Regions from separate parts of the Mus musculus genome. Here region 1 is linked to region 2. A link is a loop called in an ENCODE intact Hi-C map of the cell type or tissue named here. Cell type or tissue: heart. All regions are shown on one strand.

Evidence for each region. A loop is a pair of places that touch in the nucleus more often than their neighbours do. Peaks named below come from ENCODE experiments on the same cell type or tissue, not always from the same donor. Only the 100,000 strongest peaks of a DNase experiment are listed, where the experiment ranks them.
Region 1: it touches region 2 in a loop (6-fold over the local background); 15 of 42 quality-filtered maps call a loop at or near these places.

Annotation. Positions count from the first base shown.
Region 1 is chr9:65,192,088-65,200,087 of GRCm38, reverse strand. Gm40527 (a long non-coding RNA gene) reads right to left here and starts at 6,856. Exons shown (of 3, transcript XR_870869.2): 1 at 4,613-6,856. Gm25313 (a small nuclear RNA gene) reads left to right here and starts at 3,401; the gene lies at 3,401-3,516. In heart, no CTCF peak of the experiment used is centred here; DNase peaks (open chromatin) are centred at 994, 3,147, 3,786 and 4,287; H3K4me3 peaks cover 625 bases; H3K27ac peaks cover 4,123 bases.
Region 2 is chr9:65,279,006-65,287,005 of GRCm38, reverse strand. It overlaps Cilp (cartilage intermediate layer protein, nucleotide pyrophosphohydrolase), which reads right to left. Exons shown (of 10, transcript NM_173385.3): 10 at 6,392-8,000. The coding sequence ends at 6,629. Among named protein-coding and RNA genes, the nearest start is that of Clpx, 11 kb to the left of the region's middle. In heart, CTCF peaks have their summits at 3,515 (motif pointing right) and 5,063 (motif pointing left); a DNase peak (open chromatin) is centred at 5,345.

The DNA.
Region 1 (8,000 bases), 87 kb after region 2:
GCAAGTTTTACAGCTTGCCTGTCTGCCCTGGCACTTTTTGCCCGGAGCTTCTGTTTGTGTCCCTTCTTAAATTCTATTATTAATGAGACTGAAAATCCCAAGAGGAGACATCAAGTTCCCTGATGGATGCCCCAAGACTAAGATGACATTTCTTTCCTGTCTTTCTTTAATCAGAGAACATGAACCCGTTCCTGCACCCCTAGATAACGTCAAAAGCACTTGCTGTCAAGCCTTGTGACCTGAGTTCGATCCCTGGAACGCACACAGTAAAAGAAAAGAACTGACTCCCACAGTTGACCTCTGACTTCCACATGTACACCACGGCATGTGCACTCCACTCACAATAATATCTGGAAAAACGTTAAAGAGGACAGGGTGCTAGAGCGGTGGCTCAGCAGTTAAGAGCACTAACTGTTCTTGCAGAGGACCCAGGTTCAGCCCTGATCTGGCAGACAGTTTGGCACTGTCTTCTGAATTGACCTTGTGGGGTCTACACATGCAAGCACAGTGAGACACACGTATAGAGAGAAAGGGGAAGGGGAGATCAATTACAGTTTGTTTGTTTGTTTGTTTGTCTGTTTTAATTTGTTTTGAGACAGTGTTTTTCTGCGTAGCTCTGGCTGTCCTGGAACTCAGAGACCCACCTGCCTCTTTCTCTCAAGTGCCAGAATTAAAGGTATGCACCATCTTTCCATCACTACCTAGTGAGTGAGTGAGTGTGTGTGTGTGTGTGTGTGTGTGTGTGTGTGTGTGTGTGTGTGTGTGTGTGTGGAGGGGGATGTCTCAGAGTGCCATCCATGTGTTTTGTTTTCAGTTTTTCAAAACAGTTTCTCTGTGTAGCCTTAGCTGACCTGGAACTGGATCTGTAGACCAGGCTGGCCTCAGACTCACCTGCCTCTGCCTCCCGAGTGCTGCAATTAATGGCCTGTACCACCACACTTGGCGCAAGCTGTTTGTCTCCTCCCAAAGGTCTTAGCTCAAAAGAAATCTCAGCGTCCCTTACTAGTACTCCTCAAACCTAATTCCAGAAGGAGTGTCTCGGCTCCGCCTCCTCTTCCCGTGAGGGAAAACCCAACATCCCAGCCCCTTTCTGAAGTAAAAAACCAAGTCGCAAACATGGCTGAGTCAACACTATCCGACACTGTAACCATTAGCCATGCTAGCCATTTAAAGGTAATAAATTAAAATACCATAATAAGAAGTCTCAGAGCTGAAGTTAGAGACGATGGTTCAGTGGTTAGGAGTATTCACTGCCCTACATGGATTCTGTTCCTGGTCCCTATATGCTGGTTCAAAACTGTCTCTAACTCCAGTCCCAAGAGATCTGACGCCTTCTTCAGGCCTCTGCACACAAATAGTCAGTCATACACATAAAATAAAAATAAACAAGCTGGGCGGTGGGGGCGCATGCTTTTAATCCCAGCTGTCCTAAGGCAGAGGCAGATAGATCTCTGAGTTCAAGGTCAGCCTGGTCTACAGAGTGAGTTCCAGGACAGCCAGGGCTACACAGAGAAACCCTGTCTCAAAACCAAACCAAACCAAACCAACAATAAATAAAATTAAAAGAAGAAGAAGAAAAAAAGCTGGGCTGGAGAGATTGCTCTTCCGAAGGTCCTGAGTTCAAATCCCAGCAACCACATGGTAGCTCACAACCATCTGTAATGGGATCTGATGCACTCTTCTGAGTGTGTCTGAAGACAGCTAGAGTGTACTTACATATGATAAGTAAATAAATCTTTGGGCTAGAGTGAGCAGGGCCAGAGAGAGAAGAAAACAAACAAAAACAAACAAAAAACGAAATGCTTAAAAAATAGTTCAGGAGCTGAGTGTGCCTCAGATGCAGCGTAAGAGCCTGTCTCTCAACAGCACTCTTTTCCCAGATGCACTAAGGTTTCAAGGGCCCCGCAGTCACAAGGGGACATGGCTGTCACTTTTTTGTTACAGCTGTTCCAAACTAAAAGGTCCAAGACCTGCTACTGGAGGCGAGAACTGCTGACTCACCTCATTGCGACTGAGGAGAGGTGGCCAGCACTGGGTGTGGTGGTGTGTGTCTGTGATCCCAGTATTTGAGACTGAGGCAAAAGCAGGAGGAGTTTGAGGCCAACCGGAGTCACCAATACACAAAAAGCACAGGGTCAGGGTGGGCAGGTCCTGGGCGCCACTGAAAACCACCAGGGAAAGGACAGGGAGTCTTAAAAGTTCAGGGTCAAAGACCCACAAGGTCTTGTCCACAGCAGTAATGTGGTCAACAGGAAACCGGAACTAGTGTTCAAGCTACAATTGTATTATTTATTTATTTATTCATTCATTCATTCATTTATTCATTTATTCATTTATTCATTCGAGACAGGGTCTGCACAGCTGTTCTGGAATCCACTATGTAGACCAGGCTGTAGCCAGGCCTCAAATTCACAGAGATCTGCCTGCCTCTACCTTCCAACTTCTGGGACTAAAGGCATGCACTATATGCCTGGCTGCAAGCTCCAATTTTTTTTTTTAAGATTTATTTATTTATTATATGTAAGTACACTGTAGCTGTCTTCAGACACACCAGATGAGGGCGTCAGACCTCATTACAGATGGTTGTGAACCACCATGTGGTTGCTGGGATTTGAACTCAGGACCTTTGGAAGAACAGTCGGGTGCTCTTACCTGCTGAGCCATCTCACTAGCCCGCAAGCTCCAATTTTAAAGCCAGCGTGGTCACAGACTCTTAAATGACAGATAAGAAAGCAAAGTGAAGCGCTGAGCACACGACTTAAATCCACTACACCCACAAGCTACTCAGATGCTCGCCGTGCAATCCAGGAAACAGGAAAGTGGTACACTGTTTAAACCCACCTCTCGCTCTCACTAAAGCAAGAGCCGGGATTTAGTGACCTCACAGTTGAATGGTATGCTCTTGTTCAAATTTATTGCAGTAATTAGGGTTGGGAATATAGCTCGTTGTAGAGTGCTTGTCTAATACGTGTGAGGCTCTACTTCCAATCCCCAGCATCACAAGAGTAAAAATAAAACAAATGTAGATTTTAAGTTAATAAAACATAGATGTACAGAAACACAGACTATAAAAATCTGATTCTCAGACTTGAACTACCAGCCAGTTCTGGGCGTCGCCCTCTGGTGGCCCAGCCGGACACTGCGTGGAGGCACCGCCCCCGCCCGTGTCCGCAGGGCGGGGCCGCCATATTATTTGCATACCCACAGAACACTGCGCACAATACAAAAACATATCGAAAAATTAATGTGTTGCTCTGAGAATATCTCCGTGAAAGTTAGATTAAATTTATAAAACAAAAAGAGTGGTTCTGTTTAGCTAGAATAGTTGCGAGTCAAGTGGACACCATCACTGTGCTAGGAGTTGTTCTTACCCGAGCTGTGAGTTACAGTACTGGTAAGCATACTCTGGTTTCTCTTCAGATCGTATAAATCTTTCGCCTTTTACTAAAGATTTCCGTGGAGAGGAACAACTCTGAGTCTTAAACCAATTTTTTGAGGCCTTGTTTCGGCAAGGCTATATTTAGAATGTCTAACAACAGAACTACTACTGTGCATTACTGATAGTTTGTATATCTACTCACTGCTTTAAGTGACCTACACAGCCAAGCGTTGAAATAGAGCTCTGGTAGACAGCTTGTGTGTGTGCTTGTGTGTGTTTTAAGGGGAAAAAACTGTGAGGAGAAGGCATGTAGATTTTAAGCCCATCCTGGTCTATATAGCAAGCTTCAGGGCATACATGGACTTTGATCAAAAACAAGCTTACCATTAGCCACAGTTAAAATTCTGCTCAGCACCAGACCAACATTCTCTTGAAGAGAGGGGCTAAGTCAGACCCAATGAAAGACTCCGTGATGATGGAGAGGGGTATAGCCGGATCATATTGCAGTGTTTCCTCTGGTGGACCCCCTTTTCCAGCCTGAGGGCTAGGGCTGAAGGTCCCAGGGAAGCCAATGTTTCGGACTTGACTTTGAGGCTGACAAAAGACTCCAGGTTGTTGTGGCAGGGAGAGAAAAGATTTGGGGAGATGCTGTTCTCAGCTAGCTGGGAGCTAAATATTGTGCAGTCTCTGCAGTCCTGAGTGTTTAAACAGCAGGAACCTGACTAGGGCCTGGTCTCCCCTATTTGTCAGGTGAATCAGATAGTCTGACACTCCCACCCGCTGTGCCCTAGGCTCTGACATTTCATGAAGTTAAGTGCTGAGCTCCAGGAAGTAGAGATCAGAGAGTGGCAGAACCAAAGTGCACTCGGTCTGTAAGAACCGCCCTGGCCTTTAGTGACTACAAGGCTGTCCATCCTGTGGGGCCTGACTCAGACAGGCTTCCTGTGGTGACGAAAATAGCAGAGACAGAACCATACTGCAAGGTCAATCCAAGCCTGACGGGCGGCAGATGCTGGCACGCGCCCACACAACATTCATAAGCAGGCTCACACAGTGCACTTCCATGCAAACACTCACACATGCATCCTCATATGCAAGCTGTCACAGAGCCATGTAAACACACCTGCATAACATTTCTGTAAATAACATGCAGGCACTTACACACACGTGCGCTTATGCACACACTCACATCCATGCAGTCACTTACATTCACATGTATGTTCACATACATACCTAGGAGTGGAACTGCTGGGCATGCTTGACTTCAGCTTAACGGCAGTCTCATGCATGCTAGCAGGCAAGCGCTTTGTGGAGGGTGGTGGGAGCAGTCTGCCCAAGAGTCATGAAGGCCTTGTTAGGGCAGAGGTGTGGGTGTCAGGCCTTGAGGGAGGCAAACACAGAATGTTCCAGAAAGGACCGGAAACACACACATCTCAGATCGGAATGGAATGGGTCCTGAGCTCACCCATTGTGTCAGAGTCCCAAAGACTGTTTCCCTGTGGTTAATTCCCATTGGAAGGAGCTAATTCCTGCCCATCTCTTCATCCCTTCAGGTTGGTGAAGCCTCCAGAAAGAGAAAATAAGCCTTTGGCTGGTGATCCTGGGTCTCTAACTTAAAATAAGACAAGCTGCCACTAGGGTTGTCCACATGTGACACATCAAAGAGGATGTAGCAGGCTTCTGAGCTCTTTATGTCCCAAACCCCTGACCCTAGTCAGTGGGAAGGCACATCCACACCAGGACCACTCTCCGAGATGGCAGACCTCGTACCAGCTGAAGGGAGAGTTTTGATTGCACTTTGGACCAGGGATCACTAATGAAGACACCATGGGGATGACTAAAGACACAGGATATAAAGGATTATAATTAGCTAACAGTAATGAATCCATCAGGTCCTGCTTTTCAAAGATGGCCCATAGAGACATACTTCATCTAAAACCTCCTCATATCCATTGCTAGAATAAGCACAGAGGGAGCCCACTGGACAAAACTGAGGACCTGTTAACAAGTGCCACAGCCTGCTGCCTAGTCTCATAACCTTGAGAGGCCTCAGTGTTCTCACCTATAGACTGGGAATAATTGTGTTTTCTTTACTGGTGGCTTCCTAATGGTAAAGCAGTCAGCTAGCGCTCTCTCTCTCTCTCTCTCTCTCTCTCTCTCTCTCTCTGTCTCCTAATGGTAAAGCAGTCAGCTAGCGCTCTCTCTCTCTCTCTCTCTCTCTCTCTCTCTCTCTCTCTCTCTTTCTCTTTGTGTGTGTGTGAAAAGGTTGTAATATGTATTAAGTCTGACCTGGATCCATCCTCCTGCCTCAGCTTCCAGAGTATTCACAGGACAGCCTTTAGTCCTTTTAAGAAGGAAATATTCTTTTGCCATGAAAGACGTTCTTTACTCCGCTGTGCCCCCCACCCCTGCCAGGATTCCAGTCCACGAGGGCATATCCAAGAGGGTATGTTGGAGCCAGCTACTAGCAAACGTGAGCATGGCTCAGTCACTAGTCTTCAAGTTCTTCCCCTTGTCCAGAAGGGTCTCCGTATTCTTCCTCCAAGACACTGTTGATGGCCCCACGTGTCTGGACTTCTTGTGCCTGGCCCAATTCCCCAAGGAAGCCAAGGAGGCGACAGACAGCACAGTATATCCGCGGCAGGGTGACCTTGGTTGACTTGGGGGGGGGGGGAGTGGACAATCTGCGGCCATCTTCTGGAATCTACATCCCTTCCTCAGATGCTGGGCCTCTGTCCCCAGGGGCTGACGCCTTGGCCACGGTAGGACCGTCCTCAGATGCAGGCAACTTCCGGGTTTAGTGGGTCTCCAGAGGTGCCATTTTCATTTAGATCAGGTGCTTTGCGGTGGGAAATCTCCAGATTTGGGGCTTTAGGAGGGATGCTGGTCCTTGAGTGGTCCCAACCACCCATACTTCATCCCCACATCAGTTACATGGGAAAGCTTGGGACTCCTCTCTGGGCTGCACACCTAAGAGAGAATCAAATCCAACTTTCCATCCAGTTAGCTGCATGTCTGTCGTTTGTCTCTCTCCCTCAGAGCCCGGGCATGCCTCTCTCGGATCGTGTTGCCAGGCGTTCCAAGGCTGGCCTCCTTCTGAAATGTTTTTGCTTTTAAACGATGGGAAGAAAAAGAGCCTCATTCTTTTTCAACTTTCTGGGCAGTGATGGTGAGAGGGCTTCTGGCTCAGGGGTCTAAGGTCATTGGGTCACTGCATGAACTCAGACAGGAGAGAGAACTCAGGATAGCAGGAATGCGCTGTACCGAAACCCTAAGTAGGCCAGCCTGCAGAGACCGGAAGTTTTCTCAGAGACACGCCCCTGAGATGCAACTTCCTTTCTCTAGGCTCCGCCTCCTAAAGCCCTCACTTTCTAGTAACCCTTCCCCAGTCGTGGGCATTTTAAGAACTTGGCAGATATAAAATGTAGCATTTTAAGCTAGGCGTGGTGGCGCACGCCTTTAATTCCAGCACTCGGGAGGCAGAGGCAGGCGGATTTCTGAGTTCGAGGTCATCCTGGTCTACAAAGTGAGTTCCAGGACAGCCAGGGCTATTCAGAGAAACCCTGTCTCGAAAAACCAAAGAATCCTTATTACTTGTATGCGTGAGAGTGCGCTTGTCCCGAAGTGCACTGTGGGTTCTAAGGGGTTGAATGCAGGTGGTGCTTTTACACTCCGGGCCACCTCACCAGCCTTAATTTTTTTTTAAAATTATTTACTTTTAAAATAGATTCTTTGAGAATTTCATAGATATACACAATGCATTTAGATCAGATCACCCCTCCAACACCCCACCACCACCACTACCTCAAAGTCTCCTCCAGCCACCAGCAAGGTTCAATTTGCTATGTAAATTAGCTTTGAACTCACAGAGATCTACCTGCCTCTGCCTCCAGGCTGCTGGAATTAATGGTGTTTACCACTGTGCCCGACATTTATTTTATTTGTTTATTCACCATTTATTTGTTTGTCTGCTTGTTTATCTAGAGACGAGTCTCTCACTGGTCTGGAACTCACCATGTAGGCTGGGCTGGCTGGCAAGTGAGGCACAGGGGTGGGGGTGGGGGGGACCATCAACCAACGGTCATGCCATGATGCCCATCTCAATGGCCACTGAGGACTGGGTGTGCATGTGGCTGGTTAGTTCACCATCGTGTCAGCCTTAGTGGAGTCTTGGTTGTGGTAACACAGCACCAGCAGGGTCCCTCTGGGGGACATTATTCCACTTCATAGGAGATAAAGACTCCAGGCTCAGGAGTCTGTAAACCTTGGCTACCCCACCCAACTCTTTGCCAGCTCCTGGACAGGGGTGCCCAGCAAGGTTTTCCAGCTGAAGGGGTGTAAACACATGGCTCACATCCCTTTGTTGTTTTCAGCAAATTAAAATTTATCTCTCGGGGAGGAAATGAGAGGTCATTCCCGCCCCCGCCCTTCTTCTTCTTAATGGGCTCTGATGAAGGAAATGAATTGAGGGGGGAAGGAATCAGAAACCCGATCCACCTCTTCTGGCTCAGAAAGGGAGTGGGGACTCTCTGTGCCCTCAGAAGGGCAGCTGGGCACAGTGTGTTTTATTATATAATTAACCTTGACCCTTTTGGGTTCAAAGAAAGAGGTTAGTTGGAAA
Region 2 (8,000 bases):
ATGACATATGCACATGCACACACACACACACACACATATGCAGAAACCAGAGGAGAATATTGGGAGTCTTTACTATTCTCCATATTCCCTTGAAACAGCCTCTATCATTGAGCCTGGGAGCTGGGCTCATGGCCTAGCAATCCTTCTGTCTCTGGCCTCTCCCACCCCCAGCACTGGTACTACAGGCACAGCAGCCACAGCCCGTTTTTTAATATTAAAACTGGTTATAGTGAGCCATCTCCACTGCCCAAAGTTCCTAAGTGAACCTCCAGGTTCAATTAGAGCTCCTGTAGAAAAAAGCAAGGTGGCAGAGTTAGTGTGGGAGACATCTCAAGTCAGCCTCTGGCCTTCACAAACACACCAGTGTGCCTGCATGCATGCATAGGCTGAAACTTGTGAACATATATACACAAAGATAAGAATTTGCATCTGTAGGTGATGTGAGGCACCATCATACAGAACTTTACAAGTTTAAAAACCTTTACAGCCAGGTGTACTGGTTCCTGCCTGTAATCAAAGCACTTGAGAGACTGAGGTGGAAGCACTTCCATCATTCGGAAGCCAACCTGGGCTACATACTGGGATATACCTCAGGATAGCCTGGGATATGAATGAGGTTATGTCTCAAGAAAACAAGACAGTTAAAATTGTCTAGCCAGACGGGTCTTATCAAAAAGCTCTGGGTTCAAATAGGATCCCTGCCTCGATGAACAAAGCTAAAAGTAACTGAGGAAGACTCATGATGCCAATTGGGGGGGGGTGCTACTTGTGCATCTATACCTATATAAACATGCACACACATGCACACCACACCACACATATACCTGGAAAACGAGAATGGTTTCACATCTATATGTTGCAGTTGGCAGCACCTGAATTTGACTGGCCAAGCCTTTTAGACCCTCGGCTCAGACGTAAGTCTCCCGTGTGAGTTCCCCATTTCTTCTGAATTTCCCTCTTCAAATGATAGAGTGAACTTTTAGGGTTTGCAGAATCTCCACCCCTTACCCAGAAATATGTCACTTCAAGGGTTAAAACTGCTGTTTCATTAAGACAGTGACTGCAGCAGACCCTCTTTGGTCCCTTTCTGCATGGAACGAGTCTCTGGTTGCAGGTGGACAAGGAGTTGGCAGGAATTGACAGACTCAACACTAGGGAGTGTCGATCTGAATGTAATTTGTCAAATCGAGCATCAAACTTTTTATAGGAAGTAGGGAAGTTGGGTGACACACTGGCAAGGTACAAAGAGGTTACTGGATTCTTACACAAAACAGAGGAATGCAAACACAGAAGGACTGGCAGGAACCAAGTGGGATAAAAATTCAATGTTAACAACTGGCATCAAAAACAGCTCCAGCTGGGCGTGGTGGCGCACGCCTTTAATCCCAGCACTTGGGAGGCAGAGGCAGGAGGATTTCTGAGTTCGAGGCCAGCCTGGTCTACAAAGTGAGTTCCAGGACAGCCAGGGCTATACAGAGAAACCCTGTCTCAAGGAAAAAACAAAAAAACAAACAAACAGGGGCTGGAGAGATGGCTCAGCGGTTGAGAGCACTGATTGTTTTCCCAGAGGTCCTGAGTTCAAATCCCAGCAACCACATGGTGGCTCACAACCATCCGCAATGAGATCTGATGCCTTCTTCTGGTGTGTCTGGAGACAGCTACAGTGTGCTCATATACATAAATAAATGATTCTTTAAAAACAAACAAACAAACCAAACCAAACCAAAAAAAACAGCTCCACCTAAGGTCCACTTAATCTTAGAAGCGGGGGGTGGGGGGTGGGGGGGGTTCCTGCCCTTGCCAAAGTTCCTACTCTAGTCTCTTGTATAGTCTACCTTCCCCCTAGGCCATTGTAAATACTTGTGTATGGGTATAACTCAGCTATCTATAGTTCTAAATATCTACTCTGGTTCCTTTTTAGGTCACAAACTTCCTTCTTCCTAGATAATGGTAAATTTCTGTGTAGGGCAGTGACTTAGCTATCCATGCCCAAGGTCGGATCAAGGACTGCGTAGAATCTAATTTAGCTATATGTCAAAATATCAATCCTTAGGAGCACTTGTAATAAAGCAATATTAAGGGAAAGCACGCAGATCCAACTAAAGCAAAGACATTGGAGCATTCGTTATACAGGATGCCACGATTCCAGGAGACTAAGTTTCCATGAACTTTTCGCCTCGGGACAGAGCTCAGGTTTTCGGGGCCTGTCGTGCTTGTCACTACTGGAGTGGATGTAGAAAGTGACCTGCCAGTCTCCTCTGAAAATCACCCTCTGGGGGTGTGATTCCGTGATTAAGAGTGATTCCCATTAGTTCCGAAGACCCAGGTTCAGTTCCTAGCATCCAGTCAGTCAGCTTGCAGCTGCCTACTCTAACTCCAGCTCCAGGAGATCAGACACCCTATTCTGACCTCTAAAGATACCTATACACACTTGGAATATAGTGACACACACACATGCACACACCCCTGTAATCCCACTACTGGGTAAACAGAGACAAAAGGACTGAAAGTCTAAAGTCAGCCAGGACCACAAAGCAAGCTCCCATATCAAGAGAAGAGGCACGCAGGTATTGGTTTAAATACACTTAAGCCCCTGCCCCAAAGTTATTTGATAAATACTCTAGACTAGGACTCAGAAGAAATTTTATTTATTTAAGACGGGGCCCCAGGTAGCACAAATTAGTCTCAAACTTTCTGTACAGTGGGAGATGACCTTGAACTTCTGATCTTCTTGCCTCGACCTCCCCAGTACTGACATTACAGGCAACAGCTACTGTGCCTGCTTTTCTTGATGCTAAGAAACAAGGGCTTCACTCTACCAACTGAGCTACATCCCCACCTCAGGAACCTGTTTTCTAAGAATTTTTATTTCGTTTTATGGTATGTGTATTGGTGTTTTGCCTGCATGTATGTCTGTATGACAGTGTCAGATTCCTAGAACAGGAATTACAAAGAGCTGCCATGTGAGTGCTGGATATTGAACCCAGGTCCTCAGGAAGAGCAGTCAGTTCTCTTAACTGCTCAGCCAACTTTCTAGCCCCAGGAATCTATTTTCTTTTCTTCTTCTTCTTCTTTAAAAAAAAAAAAGATTTATTTATTTTATGAGTATACTGTCACTCTCTTCAGACACACCAGAAGAGGGCATCAGATCCCATTACAGATGGTTGTGAGCCACCATGTGGTTGCTGAGAATTGAACTCAAGACCTCAGGAAGAGCAGTCAGTGCTTTTAACAACTGAACCACCTCTCCAGTCCCAAGAATCTATTTTCTATTGCTAGAACTATGGAATGCTTATTTGAAGTAAGCTGTGTCTCCACTTTGATGATACCAGCCTGCGTTTTTCTAAGATCTCTCTTAAGGCTTTTTCCCACCAGGGTCATGTCCATCCTTTGTGTCAGAGATGAAGGAGATGAAGCACTCTCCACCCTCCAGTGGCAGTGAGTGCTTTGGGCTGAAGGTAACCTCAGAAAGTGAGACAGGGGGCTCTATCGTCCTGCTGTTTTTAGAGAGATGGTCAGTAGGTGGCACTAATTTACCACTCTTCCCTCCAGTCTGTGTGAGAGGAAGTAGTTCTTGGAGTTAACCCAGTGGAACACCAGTATCACAAATTTTGGAGATAGTTCCAGGAAACATTTGTTTGATTTTTGGGTTTTTTTTTGGGGGGGGGGGGCGTTGCTTGTTTGTTTTTGGTTTTTCAAGACAGAGTTTCTTTGTGTACCTCTGGCTATCCTGGAACTATGTTGTAGACCAGGCTGACCTCAAACTCACAAAAATCTGCCTGCCTCTGCTACCTGAGTGCTGGGATTAAAGGCCTGTGCCATCACTGCCCAGGTTTTTTGAAAAATTTAAAGGGCACAGATATTGGGTGGAAATGTTTTCAAGTTGGGACTGGAGTGAGAAGGAAAAAAAATGTTTTCACACATGAGGACCAAAATGAAGCATTCCAAATAACTAAAAACAAAGTTGGAGGATTCCTAGTTTCCTTCTTTCAAAACTGCAGAAGGCCAGCAGGATTGTAGTAGACAGATAAAGCAAAGGAATAGACTGGTAAGTTCATAGATAAGGTTGTTTAAGGCCCATTGATTTTCATCAGAGCTGCCAAGACCCTTCAATAAGGAGTTTTTCACCAAATGGTGCCAGGTCTGCAAGATAACCACATGCAAAAGAATGAAGTGAGATTCATCCTTTTACTATATATGAAAGCCAAGTCAAAATGGCTCAGAGACAAGGGCTGGGGTGTAACTCTCATGGTATGGTGCCTAATATGCACTGAGCTCTGGGTTTGATTCCCCAGCACTGCATAAAATGGGGTGTTGTCTCTAAAGTTCTCTAAAGCCCCATAGATTCTGTTCTTGTCCCCTCTAGGTAGCTTCCCGTCTGTACCTTTTCCTACTGCTATGCCACATATATATCCTGGTAAGAGTCACTCAGTACTGAGCGGTTAGCCAGCACAGCACTGGCTGAGAATAAAAACTCAGGGCTTTGCTGAGGTGAACGTTTATTTGGTCCAGAAAATAAGCAGACTCCACAGTGGAGAGGATCAAGCCACGAGCCAGTGGCTGTTCTGTGCTTGCTTGTTTGTTTGGTTGTGTTGGGAAGGAACCTGGGACCTTGTGCATGCCAGAGACATTTCTACTTGATTATAAACTGCACCCACAGGAGCTAGGCAGATGCTGACCCGAGAAAGCAAATCCAACACAGCACAATGATGGCCAAAGGTGCTCAGACTGACCAGGGGAACATGGATTTTTGTTCTGATACTAAATGGTGCCCTATCTTCCTCCAGCCCTCCGTGACCTGTTTCCTGACAGTTTTGGAGTAGTTGGTAGAAAAAGAAAGAAAACCATCTCATCCCAACTGTGCTTCCCATCTCCTGGTTGGTTGGTTTTGATTTTTCAAGCAGGAGCTTATGTGCTCACGCTAGCCTCGAACTTACTTCGAAGCTTAGGCTGCTCTTGAGTTCCTGATTCTCCAGCTTCCTCCCAAATGCTGAGATCCAGTATAGACTAGTGTGCTAGCCCGCTCTCTCCCTCCCCTGCCATCTGTTGATGCTCCAGGGTTGCTCTGACACCACCTACTGGCCCTTGGTTTACTATTTTAAACCCTTTAAACCAAAACTAAATCCTGTCCCTGAAGACCAGTTGTTTCACTCCAGGGGCAGGTGTTACCCACAGCAGAGGCCTGCAGTCTAGAAAAACAGGGTGTCTGTAGAAGGCTTGAAAGCAAAGAAAGAGAACGTCTGTCATTTAGAGCAAGGTCAGCCAGACCAGCTAGAGGAGACAACAGAATTGGGAGAAGCCAGAGGACCACTTGGCCAGAATCCTAGGCCAGCTATTGTATAATCTCCTTCATGCTGGAAAAAAGAGACAAAAACTGGGACATATTTTAAGCCTTGCTCAGGAGCCCAGAACAGACTCATAACTCCAGGAATCTCTGCTTTTCTCTGAAAATGGAAAATGTGAGCTAAGGGAACAAACGTAACAGATGGAGCTGCCCAGCTCTGTAATGTTGGGACACTGGACCTTGTACCACCTTGGTCCCATTTTCTACAGCCCCTGTGCTCGGAGCATCTGGTGTAATTTAAAGGCTGAAGGATTGCATGGTGGCCTCAGAGTCAAAGCACAGGATGCGCGTTTATCAAAGCTCTGGCTTTGCTGGGCTGCTAGCAAGAACAAATCAAATATAAAGGAACACACATTCAGGACTGGGGGATGGAGCTAAGTTTGGGGAGGGCTTGCCTGGCATTCACAAAGTCCTGGGTTTGATCCCCAGCACTACGTCAAGCTAGGTGCAGTGGTGTATGCCCCTAATTCCAGCACTTGGGAGATGAAGGCAGAAATACCAGGAGTTCAAGGTAATCCTAACCTTTATAATAAGCTTGAGACCAGACTTCACTACTAGAAACCCTATCTCAAAAGAGAAAAATACACAATTAACAGCCCAAAGAAATCGTGGTTACTAGGAGATATTCTTCCTAGAATTGCCGGGATAACAGTATTTTTAGAGGCTGGAGAGAGGGCTCAGCAATAAGAGCACTTATGGCCTTGCAGAAGAGCCTGGTTCTGCTCCCAGAACCCACATCAGATGGCTTAAAACCACCTCTGGCTCCAGTTCCAGGTCCAGGGGTTCTGATCTGATGCCCTCTGACCTTGGACACCTGCATACATGTGATGAAAATAAATTCACACATACACACACACACACACATGTTAAAAACAAAGAATCTTTGGTGAGATGTCACCTTTGATCCCAGCACTCTGGAAGCAGAGGCAGACAGTCTGCTCTATAAAGCAAGTTCCAGAATAGCCAGGGCTACACAGAGAAACCCTTCCTCAAGACAAAACTGCATGGACACCAGAGTTCCAAATTCCCCAAAGAAATAAATGTTAATTGCATTTCACATAAAAACATTGTTTATTTCCTTATTCACCACCATTTATATATATATGGACTGTGACAGAGACTTTGCTTACATCTTGTGGAACATGGCCAAGAAAAATGTTTTATTGTTGTTCACTTGAGCCTCAGTATTAGATTATCATTAGTGTAAAGGCTGGCAAAACCATACAATAAGATGTGTGTTTTCAGCCAAAGCTGCAGACGTTTACCAATTCCTTTTGTTTCTTTTTAAGAGGAGAATCTTTGTTTTGTCATCGTGGGGGCCCTGTGGCAATCAGCATCATGAGGCAGAGACAGTAAGTAAAGGCACAAAGAAACAAACTGCACCAAACCAGATATGTTTAAATTAACAAGTGACAGTCTGTGCATCAGTCTCACGACAGCTGTCACATGAGATGGACAGAAAGGACTAAGAACCACAAGACTTAGTTGCTCAGAGGTTGTTGAGCAACACCAGAAAATCTCAGAGGGGCCCATGCTTCCACGCCGGCGTAGGCCACCCCTGCTTGCCCGTTGTTGCCTCATGGCTGGTACTCTTCCTTGGACAGTGCCTGTAGCTGGGGACCTGGCCGGTGTGCTTTGGAGGTACTGGAAGGCACTCTGGCGGCCTACCTGCCTTTCTGCACAGTTAAAGGTCAGGGCAACTCCCACATTGCTCTTCATGATTCTGGAGGAGCCATCGGAAGTGCCATCAAAGCACCGGCCGAGCGCAATCTCCTTAGCTGTACGAGGGTCCTGATCAGTAACAGTATAGATACCGTAATTGTGGCCCAGAGGGTCCAGGGGTGCCAGCATAGTATACTCGCTGGTGTCATTGTTGACTGCCAGGGGAAGGTGGTTGACCAGGTACTCGTGCAACATAGAGTTAACACTAGCTCGATGGCAGCTGCCCTGGGGGATAACCTTTACTAATGTGCGGTCTACACGGTCTTGGTCATACAGCATTCCACTGCACTTGAACTCCAGGCAGGCAGATGAGACATTAGGTTGGTCTCTGTCCCGAGTACTCTTCACATCCCGGATCCCATAGAGCTTCCCCACAGTCTGCCGGTGGGTGCCTCCCATGTTACGGGATCGTACATTCACCTCCAGTGGCCCCACAATCTTAACCTTGATATAGCAGGCCCTGAACTCCATTGGCTTGGGCCACCATGCCAGGTAGTCTTCAGTCCAGCTCATAGGGTCATCTTCATTGAAAGGAACTGTGTTATAGTCATAGCGATCCCCCTCGATCTGATAGAACCGGAAGTGAGCTGCACTGGGGGGTGCCTCCTCACACGCCCGAAGGTTCTCAAAGGCATAGATAGGCCCATTGCTCTCCTCAGCTGAGTTGGGCCTTGGTTTGGCCATACTGATTTGGAAAGCCGTCTTTTTAACCCGTGGATCCTCATGGTCTGTCCGACGGTATTTAAGTTTGTTGAGGTAAGGCTGAGGGACACCGATTGCATTTGGGTTGAATTTAGGAGAAGACTCAACTGCCTCTAGTTCTTCTCCAGAAAGGCTTGCCAAGACATAGACAGAGTAAGCATCGGGGGACTGATCATCACAGAAGGCAGGCAGGCAGGCCCCATTGGGCCCTGTGATGACACTGTCAAATCGG